2 separate regions of the Homo sapiens genome follow, and region 1 is linked to region 2. Evidence: chromatin loops called from intact Hi-C (ENCODE). Cell type or tissue: chondrocyte. All regions are shown on one strand. Links, peaks and the distances in the headings refer to the core of each region. The heading gives the core; the rest is flanking DNA. Region 1 has its middle 73 kb from the start of MAP4. Region 2 overlaps DHX30 (DExH-box helicase 30).

The links. Hi-C counts contacts between places; a loop is a spot of excess contacts. Peaks named below come from ENCODE experiments on the same cell type or tissue, not always from the same donor. Only the 100,000 strongest peaks of a DNase experiment are listed, where the experiment ranks them.
Region 1: it touches region 2 in a loop (2.4-fold over the local background); 9 of 110 quality-filtered maps call a loop at or near these places.

Annotation. Positions count from the first base shown.
Region 1 is chr3:48,084,007-48,095,287 of GRCh38, forward strand. It overlaps a transcript of MAP4 not described here and the pseudogene RN7SL664P. Among named protein-coding and RNA genes, the nearest start is that of MAP4, 73 kb to the left of the region's middle. RefSeq lists silencers at 3,640-3,689, 3,780-3,899, 4,540-5,109 and enhancers at 5,330-5,399, 5,460-5,509. In chondrocyte, for the core only: CTCF peaks have their summits at 4,399 and 4,757; DNase peaks (open chromatin) are centred at 3,635, 4,535, 4,935 and 5,305.
Region 2 is chr3:47,818,880-47,830,160 of GRCh38, forward strand. DHX30 (DExH-box helicase 30) reads left to right here. Exons shown (of 22, transcript NM_138615.3): 5 at 8,468-8,598; 6 at 10,145-10,255. Among named protein-coding and RNA genes, the nearest start is that of DHX30, 21 kb to the left of the region's middle. RefSeq lists silencers at 3,226-3,426, 5,927-6,216. In chondrocyte, for the core only: CTCF peaks have their summits at 6,087 (motif pointing right) and 6,299; DNase peaks (open chromatin) are centred at 6,171 and 6,414.

The DNA.
Region 1 (11,281 bases), core at 1,436-9,435, 270 kb after region 2:
GAGCCATCATGCCCAAGCCAAGAAGATTAACTTTTTTAACCTATAAATAATCACAATAGCTGGTCGCAGCGGGAGTGCCTGTAATCCCAGCTACTCAGGAGGCTGAGGCAGGAGAATTGCTTGAACCCGGGAGGTGGAGGTTGTGGTGAGCTGAGATCGCGCCACTGTACTCCAGCCTGGGAATACAGCGAGACTCAGTCTCAAAAAAAAAAAAAAAAGAATAAGAACAAGAATCACAAAAGTTAGCCAGGTGTGATGGTGCACATACACAGTCTGAACTACTGGGGAGGCTGAGGCAGGAGGATCACTTGAGGCCAGAAGTTCAAGGCTGCAGTGAGCTATGATCTCCCCCACTGCTGACAGAACATGATCTCATCTCTAAAAAAAAAAAAAAAAAAGGAAAAAGAATCACGAAAGTAATTGTGTTGACTTTCAACCTTAAAATGTTAATGACATCCAAAATAGTTCACCATAAGGTCTGCATTTAAAGACTGGCCTAGGAGCTCTAAAATGGTAGATGAGTATGATGAATATGATCCCCTATATGTATCAGTGTGCTTTATTACCCCTTTTTTTTTTTTTTGCAGGGGTGAGCAGGTCTGGCTCTTTCAGCAAGGCTGAAGTGCAGTGGCACAATCATATCACTGGAGCCTTGAACTCCTGGGCTCCAGTGATCCTCCCACCCCAGCCTCCAGAGTAGCTGGGACTATAGACACATGCCACCACACCTAGCTAAGTTTGTTGTTGTTGTTTTTGTTGTTTTGCTGTACACTAAAATTATCTGGGGACCGACTAAGTTGTTTTTGTTTTTTTTTTAATGGAGACAGGGTCTCACTATGTTATCCAGGCTGGTATCAAACTTCTGGCCTCAAGCAATCCTCCGCCTCAGGCTCCCAAAGTGCTGGAATTACAGGCATGAGCCACCCAGCCCTACAATCCCCCTTCTTAACCTTAATTGTTCTCAACCCACTCACTCCTAGCAATAAGTCTACAATAACCTGGTTCTAAAAGTGCTGTTTAGAAAGACAAAGTGAAATCACTGATACTTACTTGGTTTCCTTTTCAAATTGACTATATACATGAACTGCCAAGATGCCTTCCACTGGGTCAAAATGTTCCTCTCAGATTTTCTCACATCTTAAGGAAATCTAAAAGCTACATAGCAACTACTCACGCTTAATCTTTAAAAAAAAAAAAAAAAAAAAGCAAAGTGATTCCAAAAACTGTCAAGAGCAAAAGTTTACAGAGCCAAAGGATTGATCACCAAATTCAGAAACAAGATTAGGAAAGAACAAGACACTATGAGATTAGGAAGAACAAGACACTATGAGATTAGGAAGAATCTACTCTCTGACTAAAGCTAAGCCGCCTATATATAAGAAAATCCAGGTGCTTCCTTCACTGTCAGCAAACAATGGAAAATGACTTTTTAATAGGTAATATAAATGTATTTGTAAATTTGAAAATTTTAACAAAGGGATGCTGGAATGACAAATATTTGAAGAGACTACTTAAAAAACAAGTGAGACAGAGTAGGAAAATGTGTTAAGACATCCTCCAGCACTGTATGTGTTTTTACACTGGGGAAAGGGAGACTCACTAGACTTTTGTTCCTTGATTAAAATACCCGTAAGGCCAGGCGTGATGGCTCATGCCTGTAATCCCAACACTCTGGGAGGCCGAGGTAGGTGGATCATCTGAGGTCAGGAGTTCAAGACCAGCCTGGCCAACATGGTGAAACCCCATCTTTACTAAAAATTCAAAAATTAGCCAGGCGCGGTGGCTCACGCCTGTAATCCCAGGACTTTGGGAGGCCGAGGCAGGCGGAACACGAGGTCAGGAGATAGAGACCACCCTAACACAGTGAAACCCTGTCTCTACTAAAAATACAAAAAATTAGCCAGGCGTGGTGGCACGTGCCTGTAGTTCCAGCCACTAGGGAGGCTGAGGCAGGAGAATCACTTGAACCCAGGAGGCGAAGGTTGCAGTGAGCTGAGATCGTGCCACTGCACTCCAGCCTGGGCAACAGAGTAAGACTCCATCTCAAAAAAATATATATATATGTGTGTGTATATGTATGTATGTGTGTATATATATGTATATGTGTATGTATATATGTATGTGTGTGCACGTATATACACACACTCACACACACACACACACACAAATTAGCCAGGTGTGGTGGTGGGTGCCTATAATCCCAGCTATCAGGAAGCTGAGGCAGGAGAATCACTTGAACCTGGGAGGCAGAGGTTGCAGTGAGCCAAGATCATGCCACTGCACTCCAGCCTGGATGACACAGCGAGACTCCATCTTAAAAAATAAAATAGAATAAAATAAAAATAAATGGCCGGGCATGGTGGCTTGCACCTGTAATCCCAGGGCACTTTGGGAGGCCAAAGCAGGCGGATCACTTGAGGTCAGGAGTTTGAGACCAGTCTGTCCAACGTGGCGAAACCCCGTCTCTACTAAAAATACAAAAATCAGCCGAGTGTGGTGGCACATGCCTATAATCCCAGCTACTCCGGAGGCTGTGGCAGGAGAACTGCTTGAACTCCGGAGGTAGAGTCTGCAGTGAGCCGAGATCCTGCCACTGTCCAGCCTGGGCGACAGAGCAAGACCCTGTCTCAAAAATAAATAAATAAATAAAATTTAAATTTAAAAAATACCCACTAAGAATATCTAGTGCCTTTCCAATTCCATAATCAACTACCTTTTTATTACTGATTAGGCAGCCCAGAACAATGGAGGTGTCCTGGTCAGTGGACAATTAAATCCAATTGTGCACATGGCACTTAATACTTCCAACATGCATTAACTGGTATCTGGTTTATCAGTCTCTGGTGAGTTTGTTTACTTTGCATGAATAAATTCTCAAGCACTTGAATCATCCCAATGTAAACCAAAATTCTGAAGTTTCTGAACTACTATGTGGGGGTTGGAGAGACCTTGGTTTGGTTGGATACCATTTTTGCCACTTAACTATCTGTGTGACCTCTTCTTCCCATCAGTCTCAATTTCCTCATCTGTTAACAAACATAGCTAGTGCCTGGGAGATGGCAAGTGCTCAAAAAGTGACAGCTTTATTATTTTGAAGCTAAATTTGAAAGGAAGTGTGTAACTGAGGTGAAAACATTTCATTTGAAAAGTAGTAGTACGGATCAGCAAACTACGTTAATTTAAAAGACACAGCCTGAAGAGAGATGTCCCAATCTTTGGAGTTGAGAAAAGCAAAGTTTAAAAGTTGCAAGTAAAGTACACACTGCACAGTACAGATGGGAGTCTCCTGCTTAGCAACTTTAATGTTGTCTACCAAACACCCAGCTTGTAATAGAGCATGACAACTGTTCACTCTAAATCCATGTGCTCAGCTTGGATTCAGGATTGATTTATAAAAATAGCTGCTGGTGGTGCTCTTTGAATCTCTTTGGGCTGATGACTGGGCAGTGTTACCCCAAAGGCCTAGAGCAGCTGTATTCCCTCACCACACCCATTTCTCTGTCTACCCAGCCAAGCTGACGGCACCCTGCCCCCGCCCCCCATCTCTACAGCATACTATTCACCCTCCTCCTGGGCTGAGTGAGCAAATTACAAGCACAAATATCCCCTGATGCAATGCCACAACCATCCCTGGGAAAGAGCAGAGGCAGTTGCCAAAAGCACAGCAGCAGGGAAATGGGCGGGAGACGCGCGCGCGCGCACACACACATACACACGCACGCGCACACACACGCACGCGCACACACACACACACACACACACACACACACACTGCAAGAAACACTGCAATGCTATGCAACCAGGGAGAGAGAATCGAGAGGCCCTGGGGAGCAATACTGTAACAGGACCAGAGAAGGCAAAGGAGAAAAGGGGGTTTCCAGTAGAAAGCTGGGTAACACTAACCTTCGCGAGGAACACGTATTTCATCCGAGCTTGGGTCCTAAAGCACAAACCTAAAGGTAATCAATCACTGCCTCTTCCCCAAAGCAGCAAATGCATTTAATTTACCCGTTCCTGGAAGTGAGCAAAACCCTCACAACTCCTCCACAGGACAATTTCACCAAAGGGATCTAACTCACACCGGCGGAGAACTTGTTCCATGTGCTAAATCACAATCTCTGTTCTGGGTAATGTTTCCAACTGCCTCTCCTAGTCCCTGTACCCTCCCCACCCCCACCCTAATGTGACCCTTTCGCACTCCCACTGCCAGACACACGCTTTAGTCCCCACACAGTGTCGGGGCCTTTGCAAGGGGGAAGAGCCCCGCCTAGGGCCCGGTTCTCCAGACCACCCCTCAGCCCCACCCATAATCCCTGACTGGACATACTAAGGCTCACCTCAGCCTCACATCAACTGACCCCCACAAAGCCTCAGAAAACGACCCCTGAGTTCTCCTACACCTCCGAACCCCACCCAGGGCCCCAGACTGCGGCCGACCCTCGCTCCGCGGCTCAGCCCCATCCAGAGCCCAAGGCATGTCGCTCGGCCCCACCGCCCCGACCCTCAAAAGCTGGACCTCTCAGCCCCCCTCACTCCAAAGACCCCCCTAGATCGCGCCTCAAAGACTCCGAAGGTCAAAGCCGCCAGCCCCCCGCCTGGCCCCCTCCCTCGGACGCCCCCGCGTCTCGCAGGCCGGCGGCCACCGCCCTTCCACGCCTCGGGCGGGCCCCGTGGGGTACCCAGCTGCCGCAGGGCAAGGCTCGGGCAGCCCCGGGACAGTGAGGAGGCCGCCCCTCCAATCGGACCCCGCCTGCGGCTGCACCTACCCGCCGCCGCCGAGACGGAGCTGGGGCAGAAGGGAGCCAGGAGAGCGCCGGGAAGAGCCGTGAGGAGGTAGGAGACGTCGGGAGGAGCCGGGAGCCAGCGAGCTAGCCGGAGGGGCGGGGCGCAGGGAGGCGGCCGCTTCCTCGTCGCCTCTTGAGGGCCGGCGCAAGGGAGGGACGCCGCCACCGCCTACCCGGCGAGCGCCGCCGCTCCGGCCAATAAGCGTGGCGAGGGGGAGGGCGGAGGGCTGTGGCGGACCAATGGGTGCTGGCCCTGCCGCCACGACGTCTCTGCAGAGCTGCCCGAGCCGCGGGCGGTTGGGGCGAGGTGCGCCTGGGGGCTCTAGCCTCCCGCCTGCGGCCTGCGAATGCCGAAGCGGACCGCAGGCCGATCGACTGCCTTCGCTGTTCTATGATGGCCGTCGCTCTCTCTCAGAGTCTGGGCGCCCGGAGCGAGGAGAGTGCGAGAGTCGGCGCACACGCGGACCGGGCCACCAGCGGGTGGGGCCTGTGGGCTCTGTGATGTAACTTGGGAGGGGCGCGGGGCGGGGCCTAGGTCGCGGGCCATCTGGGCTCTGGAAGGAACCCTTAGAGGAGCGGGAGGACGCCACAGGTCCTCGGCGGGGCTCCGCTCCCGTGAGCCGCATGTGGCTGGTGAGCTCTGAAACGTGGCTGGCCCAAGTTGAGATGTGCTGTAAGTGTACAATACACACCAAATTTCCAAGACTTAGTACCGAAAAAAAAAAAAAAACTCATCTATAATTTTTAAATGGTTACAAGTGGGATAATTAATTATAACAAAATTGATGACAGTTGGGGTATATTTGGTTAACTAAGAAATATTGAGGCCGGGCGCGGTGGCTCACGCCTGTAATCCCAGCACTCTGGAAGGCACTTGAGGTCCGGAGTTGGAGACCACCCTGACCAACATGGTGAAACTTCGTCTCTACTAAAAATACAAAAATTAGCCGGGCGTGGTGGCAAGTGCCTGTAATCCCAGTTACTTCGGAACGTGAGGCAGGAGAATTGCTTGAACCCGGGAGGCGGAGGTTGCAGTGAGCTGAGATCGCACCACTGCACTCCAGCCTGGGCAACAGAGTGAGACCCTGTCTCAAATAAAAAAAATAGGTTTCCTTTTCTGTTGAAATTAACATTACTTCATTCCAAAGCCCCAGATTTTGTAGAATCCTTAACTTACTGTTGTAGGAAAACACACAGGTGGGAGCTTTAAAGTTACTTTGATCATTCTTCCTGCTGCCTGGAGTAGCCAGCATATTCCTGTCCCAGACTTCAGGAATAGAATTGGCTTTGAGCTCCTTTGTAGTTAGATGGCTAGGAAAACTCAAAAGTATTGGAATCTTCCATCCCTTCTGTAAACCAAGAAGTATCTGAGACAGGTCTCAATTGATTTAGAAATTTATTTTGCCAAGGTGAAGGACATTCCTGAAAGGAAAAAACACAGAATCACAGAAACAGTCTGTGGTCTCTGCCTTTCTCCAAAGATGAATTTGAGGAATTCAGTATTTAAAGGGGAAAAGTGGGCTGGAGGGAAAATAGGGAGGGAACAAGAGAAAAGGAGCAGGTAGGGGAATAGTCAATTGTGTATTATGTCAAGTATGTCTGCTTAGGAATGAAAGGCAGTTTGTGCATGACTCAGCTTTCAACTTAATTTTTTCCTTTTGGAATAGTGAATTGGGGTCCGAAGTGTTTTTGTTTTTTGTTTTTTGTTTTTTTGAGATGGAGTCTTGCTCTGTCGCCCAGAGTGGAGTGCAGTGGAACAATCTCAGCTCACTGCAACCTCTGCCTCCCCGGTTCAAGCAATTCTCCTGCCTCAGCTTCCCGAGTAGCTGGGACTACAGGCGCACGCTTCCACGCCCAGCTAATTTTTTTTGTATTTTAGTAGAGACGTGTCACCGTGTTGCCCAGGCTGTTCTCGAATTCCTGAACTCAGGCAATCCGCCCGCCTCGGCTTCCCAAAGTGCTAGGATTTACAGGCGTGAGCTACCATGCCTGCCCCTAAGTGTTTTGTTTTTTGTTTGTTTTTTTTTTTTGAGACGGAGTCTCCCTTTGTCGCCCAGGCTGGAGTGCAGTGGCACGATCTAAGTTCACTGCAACCTCTGCCTCCCAGGTTCGAGCAGTTCTCTGCCTCAGCCTCCGAAGTAGCTGGGATTGCAGGCGCCTGCCACCGTGCCTGGCTAATTTTTGTTTTTTTAGTAGAGACAGGGTTTCACCATCTTGGCCAGGCTGGTCTTGAACTCCTGACTTCGTGATTCACCCGCCTCAGCCTCCCAAAGTGCTGGGATTACAGGGATGAGCCACCGTGCCTGGCTGAAGGGTCCGAAATTTCTTTAATATTTATTTTTCCCCAGGGCCAGGCAGTGGCTCACAGCTGTAATCCCAGCATTTTGGAGGCCAAGGTGGGAGGATCGCTTAAGCCCAGTGGGAGGGTCTCACTCTGTTGCCCAGACTGGAGTGCAGTGGTACGGTCATGGCTTGCTGCAGCCTCTACCTCCCAGGCTCAAGTGATCCTCCCACCTCAGCCTCCCAAGTAGCTGGGACCTTAGGCTTCTGCCACCACACTCGGCTAATTTTTTAAATTTTTTGTAGAGATGGGTTCTCACTGTGTTGCCCAGGCTGGTCTCGAACTCATTCCCTCAAGTTATCCTCCTACCTCTGCCTCCCAAAGTGCTGGGATTACAGGCATGAGCCACCGCACCCGGACCCCAGCCTTCTTTAAGTTAAGACAGTCACCATGTTATGTGTAGAGCTAGAGACCCAGGAGTGATTCTCAGTTATTCCCTTCCTTTTCCCCTCATACCTACCAGATTTTCCTCCTGCCTCAGAAACAGCTCCACTGACACATGCTGTTCTGGTTCAGTCCTTTTTCTTTTTCCTGTATCCTGCCATAGTTTCTTTCAAGCCTTCCCCTTGCTCCTGCTTCAGTCCAAATATCACAACCTTCTGTACCATCCCCTTCCATTCATAATATCCTCCTGCATCCCTTGTATGCCTATTACAACACTTACCATATATGTGATAGTTATTTGTATAAATATGGATCTGCCTGGCCAGGCGAGGTGGCTCATGCCTGTAATCCCAGCACTTTGGGAGGCCAAGGTGGGCAGATCACGAGGTCAGGAGATCAAGACCATCCTGGCTAACAAGGTAAAACCCCGTCTCTACTAAAAACTAATATATATATATATATATATCTGCCCTAACAGATTGCATCTCAAAGTACAGGTTCATTCTATTTCCCCACTTGCAGTGGAAAAGAACATTCCCTCCAGTTCCAGGGTGCCCAGGATGAAAAGCATAGAACCACCTATTCTGGGCATACTGCCTATGGGATTGCCCTGCTCCACAAGCAGCAGTAATAAAAAAGAAAGAAAAACAAGAAAAGCATAGAACCTCAACATCTCAAAGTTGGAAAGGATCTTAGCAAGCACTCAGTCTCATGTCTAAGGATGTATTCTTGAGACTTTACAAGTTCACAATAAGCCATCTCAGGATTATATTTGAGTTATCCTTTAAAAGCATGCTTTATGTCTATTCATCCAAATTTTGATGAAAATGTAGGCCAGGACACAAACATTGGCAGAATCCAATAGCTTATCTTAGAGGCTTTCCTCCAGTTTTAACCTAAACCCCTTCAATGGCTTTTCATTGCATCAGAATCCTAAACATGTATTTCAAGACCTCGTGCAATGATGCTGCCTCTGTCTTGCCTCATCATCTGCCTTTTTTCTCACTATGCCCAGTATCATCTGCCTTCTCTGTTTCTTGAACTTTCTCTTGTCAAGGCCCTCCTCATATTGTTTCCTCTGCCTATCCTAATGTATGATTAATATGATTTTCTACCAGGCATAGTGGCACACGCCTGTAATCCCAGCACTTTGGGAGGCCAAGGTGGGAGGATTGCTTGAGTTCAGAAGTTTGAGACCAGCCTGGGCAACATAGTGAAACCCTGTCTCTACAAAAAATACAAAAAAAAAAAAAAAATTAGCTGGGATGGTGGTGGGCACCTATAGTGCCAGCTACGTGGGAGGCTGTGGTGGGAGGATCACCTGAGCCTGGGGAGGTTGAGACTACAGTGAACCATGGTCATACCACTGCACTCCAGCCTGGGTGATGGAGTGAGACCCCATCTCAAAAAAAAGAAAAAAAAAGATGTGATTTTCCACATCGAAAATTTGAAAGACTAATAAAAGAGTTCATGGCCAGGCATGGTGGCTCATACCTGTAATCCCAGCACTTTGGGAGGTCGAGGTCAGGGGTTCGAGACCAGCCTGACCAACATGGTAAAACCCCATCTCTACTAAAAATACAAAAATTAGCCAGGTGTGGTGGCTTAAGCCTGTAATCCCAGCTACTCAGGAGGCTGAGGCAGGAAAATCACTTGAACCTGGGAGGCGGAGGTTGCAGTGAGCCAACATCGTGCCATTACGCTACAGGCTGGGCGACAAGATTGAAACTCCGTCTCAAAAATAAAAAGAGTTCAGCAAGGTTACTGGATACAAAGTTAATATACAAAAAGGCATAACAGCATATATACCAATAATCAGTAAGAAAATGAGATAGAAAAGAAAAACCCTACAAAAATGAGATACCACAACACACCTACTAAATAGAATGGGCAAAAGCCAGAACACTGGCCAGGTGCGGTGGCTTACGCCTGTAATCCCAGCACTTTGGGGGGCCAAGGCAGGCGGATCACGAGGTCAGGAGATCGAGACCATCTTGGCTAACACAGTGAAACCCCGTCTCTACTAAAATTACAAAAAATTAGCCGGGCATGGTGGCGGGCGCCTGTAGTCCCAGCTACTCAGGAGGCTGAGGCAGGAGAATAGTGTGAACCCAGGAGGCGGAGCTTACAGTGAGCCGAGATCGCGCCACTGCACTCCAGCCTGGGCGACAGAGCAAGACTCCATCTCACAAAAAAAAGCCAGAACACTGACAACACCAAGTGCTAGTAAGAATGTGAAACAATAGAAGCTCGCATGCATTGCTGCTGGGAATGTGAAAGGTACAGAACTTTGGAAGACAGTTCAGCAGCTTCTTACAAAACTAAACGTACTCTCATATGACCCAGCAATTGCCCTCCTTGGTATTTACTCAGAGGAGCCAAAAATTTATGTCTACACAGGCAGGGCACGGTGGCTCACGCTTGTAGTCCCAGCATTTTGGGAGGCCGAGGCAGGTGGATCACCTGAGGTCAGGAGTTCAAGAGCAGCCTGGCCAACATGGCAAAACCCTGTCTCTGCTAAAAATAACAAAAATTAGCTGGGCATGGTGGCGGGTACCTGTAATCCCAGTGGCTCAGGAGGCTGAGGCAGGAGAATCGCTTGAACCCAGGAGGCAGAGGTTGCAGTGAGCCAAGATCATGCCATTGTACTCCAGCCTGGGCAACAAGAGCGAAACTCAGTCTAAAAAAAGAAAGAAAGAAAATTATGTCTACACAAAAACCTGCACACAATTTTTTTTTTTTTTTTTTGAGACAGAGTCTCGCTCTTTTTGTCCAGGCTGGAGTGCAGTGGTGCCATCTTGGCCCACTACAGACTCCGCCTCCCAGGTTCAAGCGATTCTCCTGCCTCAGCCTCCCAAGTGGCTGGGATTATAGGCATGCGCAACCACACCGGGCTGATTTTTATATTTTTAGTAGAGACGGGGTTTCACCATGTTGGCCAGGCTGGTCTTGAACTCCTGACCTCAGGTGATCCGCCCCCCTCGGCTTCCCAAACTGCTGGGATTACAGGTGTGAGCCACTGCACCCAGCCTCACGAATGTTTATAGTAGCTTTACTCATAATTGCCAAAACCTAGAAGCAACTGAGATCTCCTTTAATAAGTGAATGGATAAATAAACTGGGATTGGAAGAATGCACCAAAAAAAAAAAAAAATGGCTAGCCTTGGGTGGTAAGATTACATAGTTATCATTTACTCCTTTATGCTTTTCCAAATTTTATACTATAAATCATTTATTTCTTTTTATAGTCAGAAAAAGATCAATGAAATTTTTTTTTTTTTTTTTAGAGACAGGTTCTCGCTATGTTGCCCAGGCTGGAGTGCAGTGGCTATTCACAGGTGCGACCCCACTACTGATCAGCACGGGAGTTTTGACCTGCTCCATTTCTGACCTGGGCTGGTTCACCCCTCCTTAGGCAACCTGGTGGACCCCTGCTCCCAGGAATTAACCATATTGATGCTGAACCTAGTGTGGATGGACACCTAATCCACGTAGTGCACTACATCCCAGAACTCCTGGACTTAAGTGATCTTCCTGCCACAGCCTCCCAAGTAGCTGGTACTACAGGCGTGCGCACCACCCCACCTAGCACTTTATTTATTTTTTATTTTTTTTATTTTTGAGATGGAGTCTTGTTCTGTCGCCAGGCTGGAGTGCAGTGGTGCGATCTCAGCTCACTGCAACCTCTGCTTCCCGGGTCCAGGTGATTCTCCTGCCTCAGCCTCCCGAGTAGCTGGGACTACAGGCATGCGCCACCAGGCCCAGCTAATTT
Region 2 (11,281 bases), core at 1,246-9,245:
CTCTGCCTAGCAGAAGGAGCCCTGTTTTAGGTCATAGGGTCATTGTCTCATCTAGAGACAGCATGTCTACTCTAGGGTCTGTCTGTAAAGTGCTTTGAAGGTCAAGAGCTCAGGAGGAGTGTGGGGAACACAGAGCACCTCAGTTTCTGCAGCCCATGCTGCTGCTGCGTCCCAGGCAGTTTTCACACTCCTGCTGCTGCGGCCCTGACTACTGACAGCAGGATAGAAATGAGTACTTCTAGCCCCCTGACCATTTGACTTAGGTTTTAAAGAAATGCCACCCCCCTACCGTTACCAAAACAAGAGTTGATTGCCCTTTTTTTTTTCTTTCTTAAAATGCCCTGTAACTCGAAAAGGCTGAACGTTAACATTTCCAACATGGCAGGTGAGTGGCTCTGAGAGTGTCAGATGTGCTTTGGCTAAGCTTGAAGACGGTTAGTCGGGGTTAACCAGGCAGTTGGCTAGGCAGTGCCTTCTTGAGCACACGCGGAGGAGAACACTGATCGCAGGATGGGCAGTTGCTGCCTCTGGGGCAGCCCCACAAGTGCTGTGCTCTCTTCCCCAGAGGAGTGCAGACCCCTGAGCCTGGTGGTCTCTCCTCACAGCTGCGCCTCCAGGAGGCATCCGTGGGTGTGTGCATTTTGCCTTCTCTCTCTCAGCTAGAAGCAACAGCCCCTCTTGGCCTGCGGATAGCGATCAGGCCTCTCCCCTGTGCTTTCTAGCTCCCTAGAGGCTTCACTGGTGCTCCTGCCCTTAAGGAGATGTGTTGCAGCAACAGTCTCTCTGGTGTTTATATAAGGAAAACAGTGCACCGAAAATGGTGGCCATTTATATTGATCACAGTACTCAGCAGAATCAGATTTGGAACTGAAAAAAAATGATCACCTCCCTACCTCCTTGACCCCCCTTCCTCCACTGCCAATGTCTTCCCAAGGCTTCCTTCCAGGGTAAAGGGTGAGTACATCAAGAAACTCACCTCTGGCTGTCCCCTGTCACTCGGCCCCACCTACTCAGATTTGAGACACAGCACCATGGGATGACACTTCTGGCAGGATCTTGGGGGCCACAAAACTGATCTTTCCTGTCCATTGCCTCAAATAGATGTGTGCCCTCTTCTTGATGTGGTGGTTTACGTCAAGAGACTTGTGGCTGGCCGGGCATGGTGGCTTACGCCTGTAATCCCAGCATTTTGGGAGGCCAAGGTGGGTGGATCATCTGAGGCCAGGAGTTTGAGACCAGCCTGGCCAACATGGTGAAACCCCATCTCTACTAAACATACAAAAAATTAGCTGGGTGTGGTGGTGCATGCCTGTAATCCCAGCTACTTGGGAGGCTGAGGCAGGAGAATTGCTTGAACGCAGGAGGCGGGGGTTGCAGTGAGCTGAGATCGCACCACTACACTATAGCCTGGGCAACAGAGCGAGACTCCATCTCAAAAAAAAAAAAGAGACCTGCGGCTTATGTGGAAGGGGAAGCCATGAGGACGGATGACCTGGTAGGGCAGTCGGGTGCCCACCTGGCTCCTGTAGCTCCTCTTACCCGTCTCCTTGCCAGCCAAGTGGATCCTTTCTTGCCATTTTGACCACGTGTAATATATGTATATATGGTTGGGTAAGTTGCCAAAATATAGGCTGAGACTCCTGGTTTCTTTAGGTGTTGGTGGTCCCTTCCACTGTCCCTGCGGAAGTTCTCTGCTCTGCCCCAAAGCCTGAACTATCTTGGACTTCCTCTTGTTGCCTTTTTCTGGGGCCTCCAAAGTATAGGTTCCTAAAGCATTCTCCCGTGTATTCAGCAGATCCTTTACGCCTTAATTCTGTGCTGCTAGATGTAGTTGTTTAGCACATGTAGTACCAGATGTCATCCCCGATCCAGAAGTGGATAGAGAGATTGCTGAGCCAGTAAATGCTTTCTTTTTTCAGAACTTCCCTCCTTTTTCACAGGGAAAGGAATCAACTTTCTCTCCTCCAAGAATACGGAGAAGGCTTAATGTTGGTGTAAAGAAAGGGGTGCATGCGTAAGGCTCTCTCTTTTTTTTTTTTTGCCTTTGTTTTATTTCTTCTTTCTATTTTTATTTATTTATTTATTTATTTATGAGATGGAGTCTCACTCTGTCACCCAGGCTGGAATGTGGTGGCATGATGTCGGCTCACTGCAACCTCTGCCTCCTGGATTCATGTGATTCTTGTGCCTCAGCCTCCCTGGTAACCGGAACTACAGGCATGCACCAGCATGCCCAGCTGATTTTTTTGTATTTTCAGTAGAGACGGGGTTTCACCATTTTGCCCAGGCTGGTCTCCAACTCCTGGGCTCAAGTGATTTGCCTGCCTCAGCCTCCCAAAGTGCTGGGATTACAGGCATGAGCCACCATGCCTGGCCTTTTTCCTAACTTTCTTTTTTCTTTTTTTGATGGAGTTTCGCTCTTGTTGCCCAGGTGGGAGTGCAATGGTGCGATCTTGGCTCACCGCAACCTCCGCCTCCTGGGTTCAAGTGATTCTCTTGCCCCAGCCCCCCGAGTACCGGGGAATACAGGCATGTGCCACTATGCCTGGCTAATTTTTTGTATTTTTTTAGTAGAGATGGGGTTTCTCCATGTTGGTCAGGCTGGTCTCAAACTCCTGACCTCAGGCAATCTGCCCGCTTCGGCCTCCCAAAGTGTTGGGATTACAGGCATGAGCCACCGTGCCCAGCCCTTTTTTCTAACTTTCTTTAAGGTCCTTTACTGATTGATTGATTGATTGAGATGGAGTCTCACTCTGTTGTCCAGGCTGGAGTGCAATGGCGCAATGTCGGCTCACTGCAACCTCCCTCCTGGGTTTGAGCCATTCTCCTGCCTCGGCCTCTTGAGTAGCTGGGATTACAGGCACCTGCCACCATGCCCAGAGCTAATTTCTGTATTTTTAGTAGAGATGGAGTTTCACCACACTGGCCAGGCTGGCCTTGAACTCCTGACCTCAGGTGATCCACCCTCCTCGGCCTCCCAAAGTGCTGGGATGACAGGCATGAGCCACCGTACCTGGTCTTTAAGGTCCTTTAGAGGAGGAGTTGGTAATCTTTTTTTTGTAATCATCAGGTAATAAATATTTTACGCTGTGTGGGGCATATGCTTTCTGTTGCAGTTATTTGACTCTGCCATTATAGAATGAAAGCAGTCATAGATAATAGCAAATAACATAGTAAATGAGTGTGGCTCTGTTCCAATAAAACTTTCTAACAACAGGCAGGGGTCTGGATTTGGTCTGCAGGCTGTAGTTTTCCAACTCCTGCTCTAGACCAGTGAGGAGAAGAACACAGAAGCAGAAGAGTTCCAAGAGCTGCTGTAAAGAGTTGCCCTTATCTTACAAGAGTCATTGAGGTTTGTGGAGGTGAAATACTTGCTCAGGGTGACTCTTGCTGTTAGAACCCAGTTGAAATAAATGAATAGGAAAAGGGGACTGCATTAGTCCATTTTCATGCTGCTGATAAAGACATACCCAAGACTGGGTAATTTATAAAGAAAAAAAGGTTTAATGGATTCACAGTTCTATGTGGCTGGAGAGGCCTCACAACCATGGTGAAAGGCAAAAGGCACATCTTACATGGTGGCAGACAAGAGAGAAAGACAGAACCAAGTGAAAGGGGTTTTCCCAGCCGGGTGTGTTAACTCATGCCTGTAATCCCAGCACTTTGGGAGGCCGAGGTGGGTGGATCATGAGGTCAGGAGTTCAAGACCAGCCTGGCCAATATGGTGAAACCCTGTCTCTACTAAAAATACAAAAATTAGCTGGGCATGGTGGCACGTACCTGTAGTACCAGCTGCTTGGGAGACTGAGACAGGAGAATCGCTTGAACCCAGGAGGCAGAGGTTGCAGTGAGCCGAGATCGTGCCAGTGCATTCCAGCCTGGGTGACAGAACAAGACTCTGTCTCAAAAAAATAAACATAAAAAATAAGAAAGGCCAGGCGCAGTGGCCCACGCCCGTAATCCCAGCACTTTGAGAGGCCAAGGAAGGCGAATCATGAGGTCAGGAGATCGAGACCATCCTGGCTAACACAGTGAAACCCTGTCTCTACTAAAAATACAAAAAATTAGCCGGGTGTGGTGGCGGGCACCTGTAGTCCCAGCTACTTGGGGGGCTGAGCCAGGATAATGGTGTGAACCTGGGAGGTGGAGCTTGCAGTGAGCCGAGATTGCACCACTGCACTCCAGCCTGGGCAACAGAGCGAGACTCCATCTCAAAAAAAAAAAAAAAAAGAAAAGAAAGAAAAGAAAGGGGTTTCCCCTTATTAATCTATCAGATCTCTTGAGACTTACTCACTACTATGAGAACAATATGGGAGAAACCACCCCCATGATTCAATGACCTCCCAACCACGTCCCTCCCATGACACATGGGAATTATGGGGGCTACAATTCAAGATGAGATTTGGGTGGGGACACAACCAAACCGAGACAAAGACCCCCCTGGGAACAAACTAGTTGGTTGGCATCCCTGGTTGTTGTTTTTTTTTTTTTTTTTGTCTTTTTGAGACGGAGTCTCACTCTGTTGCCAGGCTGGAGTGCAGTGGCGCAATCTCGGCTCACTGCAACCTCCGCCTCCCGGGTTCAAGCAATTCTCCTGCCTCAGCCTCCCAAGTAGCTGGGACTACAGGCGCGTGCCACCATGCCCAGCTAATTTTTGTATTTTTAGTAGAGATGGGGTTTCACCATGTTGACCAGGATGGTCTTGATACCCTGACCTCATGATCCGCCTGCCTCAGCCTCCCAGAGTGCTGGGATTACAGGCATGAGCCACTGCGCCTGGCTGATTTTTTTTTAACATAAAAATCTAAACATCTGTTCAACACATGTGTTGTAAACTAGAAAAAATAGTATAATGAACCTGCAAGTACCTGTCACCCAGCTTCAACAATTAACAACTCATGGCCAGTGTTGCTTTGTGTATAGCTCTTCATTTTGGCTTCTTTAGAGGCAACTAAGAAATCATGGCATTTCAGCCTTATGCCAAATGGCTGTCAGAAAAGAGTGCTATCCTGAGGGCTTCCTCAAGTGCCACAAAGGGCTTGGGTCCTGCTGTCCAGGTGGGGCCTTTCTGTCTAGACTGTTGTCTCCTTCAGCTTTCAGATACCATTTTCTTTTCCTTTTTTTTTTTTTTTTTTTTTTTTGAGATGGAGCCTTGCTCTGTCACCCAGGCTGAAGTGCAGTGGCATGATCTTGGCTTACTGCAACCTCCGCCTCCTGGGTTCAAGCGATTCTCCTGCCTCAGCCTCCCGAGTAGCTGGGATTACAGGCGCGCGACACTATGCCCGGCTAATTTTTGTATTTTTAGTAGAGATGGGGTTTCACCATGTTGGCCAGGCTGGTCTCGAACTCCTGACCTCAGGTGATCTGCCTGCCTCGGCTTCCGAAAGTGCTGGGATTACAGGCGTGAGCCACTGCGCCTGGCGAGGAACAGCACTTTCACTGCTGGACTTTACGCTGGACCAGCTCAATTCTTGGCAGTTTCCAAAGCTGGGTGTTTTCACCTTCCCCTCCAGCCCTGGGGATTAAATCTGTTTCCTGAAGAGGTCTTCCTTGGCCTGGCTCCAGATTTTCTTTTTCGTTTTTTAAACTTTTAATAGAGTTGGGGTTTCACTATGCTGCCCAGACTGGTCTCAAAATCCTGGGCTCAGGGGATCCATCCGCCTCAACCTCCCAAAGTGTTGGGATTGCAGGCATGAGCCACGGCGCCTGGCCCTGGCTCCAGATCTTCACCAGGTTTACTTTGTAAGCCGTTAAATAAGATGGGGCTGCCAATTTGCCAGAGGCACGTGAGAGGTAGTTAGGAACAATTGGTAGGACCTAGAGGGAACTAACTTCGCTTCCTTAGATGACATTGAGCTAAGGCCTAGCATTATTTTCCCCCCAACAGCCTCATTCCATCTTCCTGCCTTCCATCCACACGACTGCTGGTTTAGATTTGCTGGAGAGTGAGCTCTGCAGGGTCCTAGCCCTGGGCAGCGCCGAGCCCGCCTACTGAAGGCCCAGGGCTGTGGTGAGCGAGGACGGGCTGCTGATGCCCTCGCCTAGGCTTGGGCTTCGGGTCCGCCCGGCCCGCAGGGGGCGCGCGGCGCTCGGGCCGGCCGCTCCCGTTCTCTTCGCCCGGTCCCTGCCGCGCACAGGCCTCGGGGTCGGCGGGAGCACGATGGCGGCCGCTAGGAGACTCATGGCGCTGGCCGCCGGCATCTCTCCGCGCCTGCAGCCGCTGGGTCCCCGCGCTGCTGGGCGACAGGGTCGCTCGCGCGGCTTCTCTTCAAGCTGCGCCCACCCCGACCACACCAAGGAAGCCGCCGAGGCCGAGTCAGGGATGGCCCCCGGCGGGCCTGGGGAAGGCGACGGAAGCTTGGTGAACGGTGAGGGCATCGGCGGGGGCGGGCGGTCCGCAGCGCCCTTGACTCCTGGGATGGCAGAGCTAGGGGCGCGGGCCGAAATCGGGCCTGGCGGCCGGGGGTCCTCTCTTCCATAGTGGCCAAGTTCGCCATCCGTCGGCGGGCAGCGGCCTTGCTGTTTGTAAAGCTTAGCGTGGCACAGGCCCGAATGGACCCTTAGAGTACCTGCTCCCGGCAAGAATAGGTGAGAGGTGCGAGACCTCGAGGGAGTGGGGAAAACGAGTAAAAGTCCAACTCCTGCCAGGATGAGTGGCCAAGGGCTAGAGCTTCTAGGGACAAGCATGCCCTCACCAGTGTGAGAAATAGCCCAAAGTAACTCCTGGGACATCAGGATCTCAAATAGAGACAGAATGACTGTTCTGGTGGATTCCAGCTTTGTGCCTCCCAAATAGTGCAGAGGATAAAACTGTTGAAAGCATCAAGGATGGGTAGAGAGCGCCAGCCTCCACCAACCTTATAGAGCTGAAGGTGGGGGCGGGGTGGTGGTCTCAGTGCAGCTCTATTGTTAAACCAGTGGGTGTAATGGGCTACTCGAAGTTGGGTCCCTCTGTGACGAAACCCCCCCCGCCCCGGCCAAGTCCACTTAGATATGGTTTCTTAACTGCTTAACTGCTTGACTCTTAGTTGCTTTACAAGTTACCGCTTAGAGGGAGACAGGATCAGGTGTCCTCCATCCTGGCCACTTGACACAGGAGTCTGTCCCAAGGAAACAGTCTCAAACCAGGCAGCAGAGTTACATCAGAACGCTTGGAAGCACTTTTTGAAAATATAGAGTCGCCTCCAACATCGCTCCCATTCTCAGGTCCCCTGTGGGGAGCTGGATGTCCATGCGGTGAAAAAGCTCCCCAGGTGATCAGTGTACACGCAGGTGCACATGTGCATATATACAGCTCCTTTTGGAGCTGCCAGAGGCTAGAGTGGAGAATGATATGGCCCCCCATGTTCCTAGCAGACCTCTTCATGACCTGGTTAAGCCTTGTGTCTGGTACAAGCTTACCCTAGGTAGATATCTCTTCCCTTTCTGCTCTGAGATTAATCCAAAAAACAAGAAAAAGAAGCGAGGTACCTCTCATGGTATCTGATGCATCAATTTTCCCCTTGATTCCAGAGAACTTGGGGGAGGAGTAATTCATGCCTGCTCAGATGTAGAGGTTTTCTTTCTTTTTTTTTTTTTTTTTTGAGATGGAGTTTCACTCTTGTTGCCCAGGCTGGATTGCAGTGGCGCGATCTTGCCTCACTACAACCTCCGCCTCCCGGGTTCAAGCGATTCTCCTGCTTCAGCCTCCCAAGTAGCTGGGACTACAGGCGCCTGCCACCAGGCCTGGCTAATTTTTTGTATTTTTAGTAGAGACGAGGTTTCACAAGGTTTCACTATGTTGGCCAGGTTGTCAAACTCCTGACCTTGTGATCCACCCGCCTTGGCCTCCCAAAGTGCTGGGATTACAGGCGTGAGCCACCACGCCCAGCCAGATGTAGAGGTCTTTAATCAGTCCCCACACATAGTTTGGTTCTGTGGGAGTCTTTTGCAGTGTGCTTAGATACGGTTGAGAGCTGGGGCCTGGTATTCAGCATCTGGATCTCATCACTTGAGATACATGGGGCCAGGTCTCTCGTGTGTGTGTCTTATTTTAGGAAGAGCCTTGCATTGTCTTGATCTCCAGTTTGTGTGTGTGGTGGATTTTTGTTTTTGTATTTTTTGCTTGCTTGTTTGTTTAGTGTCTTCTTTCAGACATCAGACTGGGGGGTTTATTGACCAACCAGGCTTTTGTAGGTGATGTATGAAATGAGGAGATTGGGCGGAGAAGAGGATGCTGGTAGGATCCCTTCTGTGGTGTGTGGGTCATTGGCCCTTCTTCAGGAGATGGTTATTCAAGTGGGTCTGGCCCCACTCTTCCCTGTAAACCCTGAAGTCATTCCTCTTTTCTTTTCCAAGATGCTCCTGGGTGGTTTGGGGTCATGAGCCAACATCCTCAGAATCCAGCCCAGGGTTGCCCTGATACACACCCCATGGAGTTTTTAAAAGAAAAAGAACAACTGTAATGCTTTTGTTCTTATTTTCTTAGCTTCTAGGGACCTATTAAAAGAGTTCCCACAGCCCAAAAATCTTCTCAACAGTGTGATTGGAAGAGCCCTCGGCATCTCACATGCAAAAGACAAACTAGTCTACGTGCACACAAATGGACCGAAGAAAAAGGTAACTCTGCTGGTGGCAAGGAAAAACATTGGTATGACTCAGAAAGGAGGCTGTTTGTCCTTTCTGTCTTAGGTTTCTTTGTCAAGGAGGCCATAGAATGGGTTTCCTGAATTAAAATGGTCAGCAGAGACTCAGAGCAAAGCTAGGTTTGAAGAAGAGCCAGAATACACGTGCCTGGTTTAGGGAAGAGGAACACAGGGCAAATGAGGTGCCATCTTATCTAAGACAGGCGCCTATACGGATCCTTGGTTTTTGCCCCCATCGACTAAGGACTGCAGAGGGTTAGAGTTAATGATAATTCTTGCCCTTACAGTCTTATAGATTCTGGAACCATAGAAGCATGCCAGCAAACCATTCTGGATGATTTTTTAACATTTATTTTATTTATTTTTGTAGAGACAGAGTCAGAGTCTCTCTGTCACCCAGGCTGGAGTGCAGTGGCACAATCATAACTCACAGTAACCTCAAACTCCTGGGATCAAGTGATCCTCCCGCCTCAGCCTCCAAAGTAGCTGGGACTACAGACAGGTGCCACCACACTCGTCTAATTTTTTTTATTTTTTGTAGAGACCGGTTCTTGCTATGTTGCTCAGGGTAGTCTCAAACCCCTTGGTTCAAGGGATCCTCCCTCCTCAGCCTCCCAAAATTGTGGGAGACACCACTGCTCTCAGTCTGGATGATTTTTAAAGATAAAGATGGGGCCTGGTTGTGGTGGTTCGTGCCTGTAATCCCAGCACTTTAGGAGGCGGAGTAGGGAGGATCCCTTGAGCCCAGGGGTTTGGGACCAGCCTGGGCAACATAGTGAGACCCCATTTCTACAAAAAATGAAAAAGTTACTCAGGCATTGTGGTGCAGGCCTGTAGTCCCAGCTACTAGGGAAGCTGAGATGAGGGGATTGCTTGAGCCCAGGAGGTTGAGGCTGCAGTAAGCTGTGATCGTGCCACTGCACTCCAGCCTGGGCAACAGCGTGAGATCCTGTCCCCCACAAAAAAAAAAAAAAAAAAAAAGATGAGGCTGGGCGCGGTGGCTCATGCCTGTAATCCCAGCACTTTGGGAGGCCGAGGTGGGCGGATCACAAGGTCAGGAGATCGAGACCATCCTGGCTAACATAGTGAAATCCCGTCTCTACTAAAAGTACAAAAAATTAGCTGGGCGTGGTGGTGGGCACCTGTAGCCCCAGCTACTTGGGAGGCTGAGGCAGGAGAATGGCGTGAGGCAACAGTGCAGCCTGGGCAACAGTGCAAGACTCTGTCTCAAAAAAAAAGATGAAGATGGATCCCGGCTTGGCCTCTGGCTAGAACATGGCACCTTGAAGGAGCAAAACAACTTGGGGTAGAACAGATTGTTTCACGGTGAGACAGTTAGAGCCTTATAAGGAGTTAATGATGGGATTGGGGTTCTGTCCTCTGTTCTCAACTCTGAACCTAGCACATTGCTGCTGTGAGGTCTGCTGCTGTGAGGTCCACCACTGTTTATTTTCCATGTAATTTGCAACAACTCTAGTCTGGAGTGGCAAGACTTCTGATTTCTCTCTTCTCTTCCCCAGAAAGTCACACTGCACATAAAATGGCCCAAGAGCGTGGAGGTAGAAGGCTATGGCAGCAAGAAGATCGATGCTGAGCGGCAGGCTGCAGCTGCAGCCTGCCAGCTGTTCAAGGTGACCCTTCCTCAGTGAAAGCCACTGAGACCTTCCTCCTGGAAACTCCTTGCCCTTTGTTTTTATTGGTAGAGGTTGGCCCAGTGTTCTACCACTCACCTGCCCTGAGCCCTTCCCACTTCCTGATTCCTTTCTTACTGTTCAGCCAATGAGATATATATATATATATATATATATATATTTTTTTTTTTTTTTTCCTGTGTTTTTGGTTTTTTTTTTTTTCCTTTGAGTCAGAGTTTCACTCTGTTGCCCAGGCTGGAGTGCAGTGATGCGATCTTGGCTCACTGCAACCTCCACTTTCTAGGTTCAAGTGATTCTCATGCCTTAGCCTCCCAAGTAGCTGGGATTGCAGGTGCCCACCACCACGCCTGGCTAATATTTGTATTTTTAGTAGAGAGGGGGTTTCACCCTGTTGGCCAGGCTGGTCTTGAACTCCTGACCTCAAGTGATCCACCTGCCTAGGCCTCTCAAAGTGTTGGGATTACAGGCGTGAGCTCGTAATCTATTTTCTGTGGTTTTAAAAACCGCCCAGCCTATCTTCTGTGGTTTTAAAAACTACAGAGAGGAACTACTTTATGAAAAACTTCCGACACACAGCGTGAGGGATATATTTCCATGTTGGTTTCTGTTTTTCTTTTCTCATCATTTCATGTAGGTTTTTCTCTATCGCAATGTAGTCCTGTCTTACTTTTTTTAAATTTTTTAATTTTTTTTAATTTTTGTTTGAGACGGAGTCTCGCTCTGTTGCCTGGGCTGGCGAGATCTCAGCTCACTGCAAGCTCTGCCTCCCGGGTTCATGCCATTCTCCTGCCTCAGCCTCCCAAGTAGCTGGGACTACAGGTGCCCGCCACCATGCCCGACTAATTTTTGTATTTTTAGTAGAGATGGGGTTTCAACTTGTTAGCCAGGATGGTCTCAATCTCCTGACTTTGTGATCTGCCTACCTCGGCCTCCCAAAGTGCTGGGATTACAGGCATGAGCCACCATGCCTGGCCAACTTTTTTTTTAATTTTTAAAAATATTTTC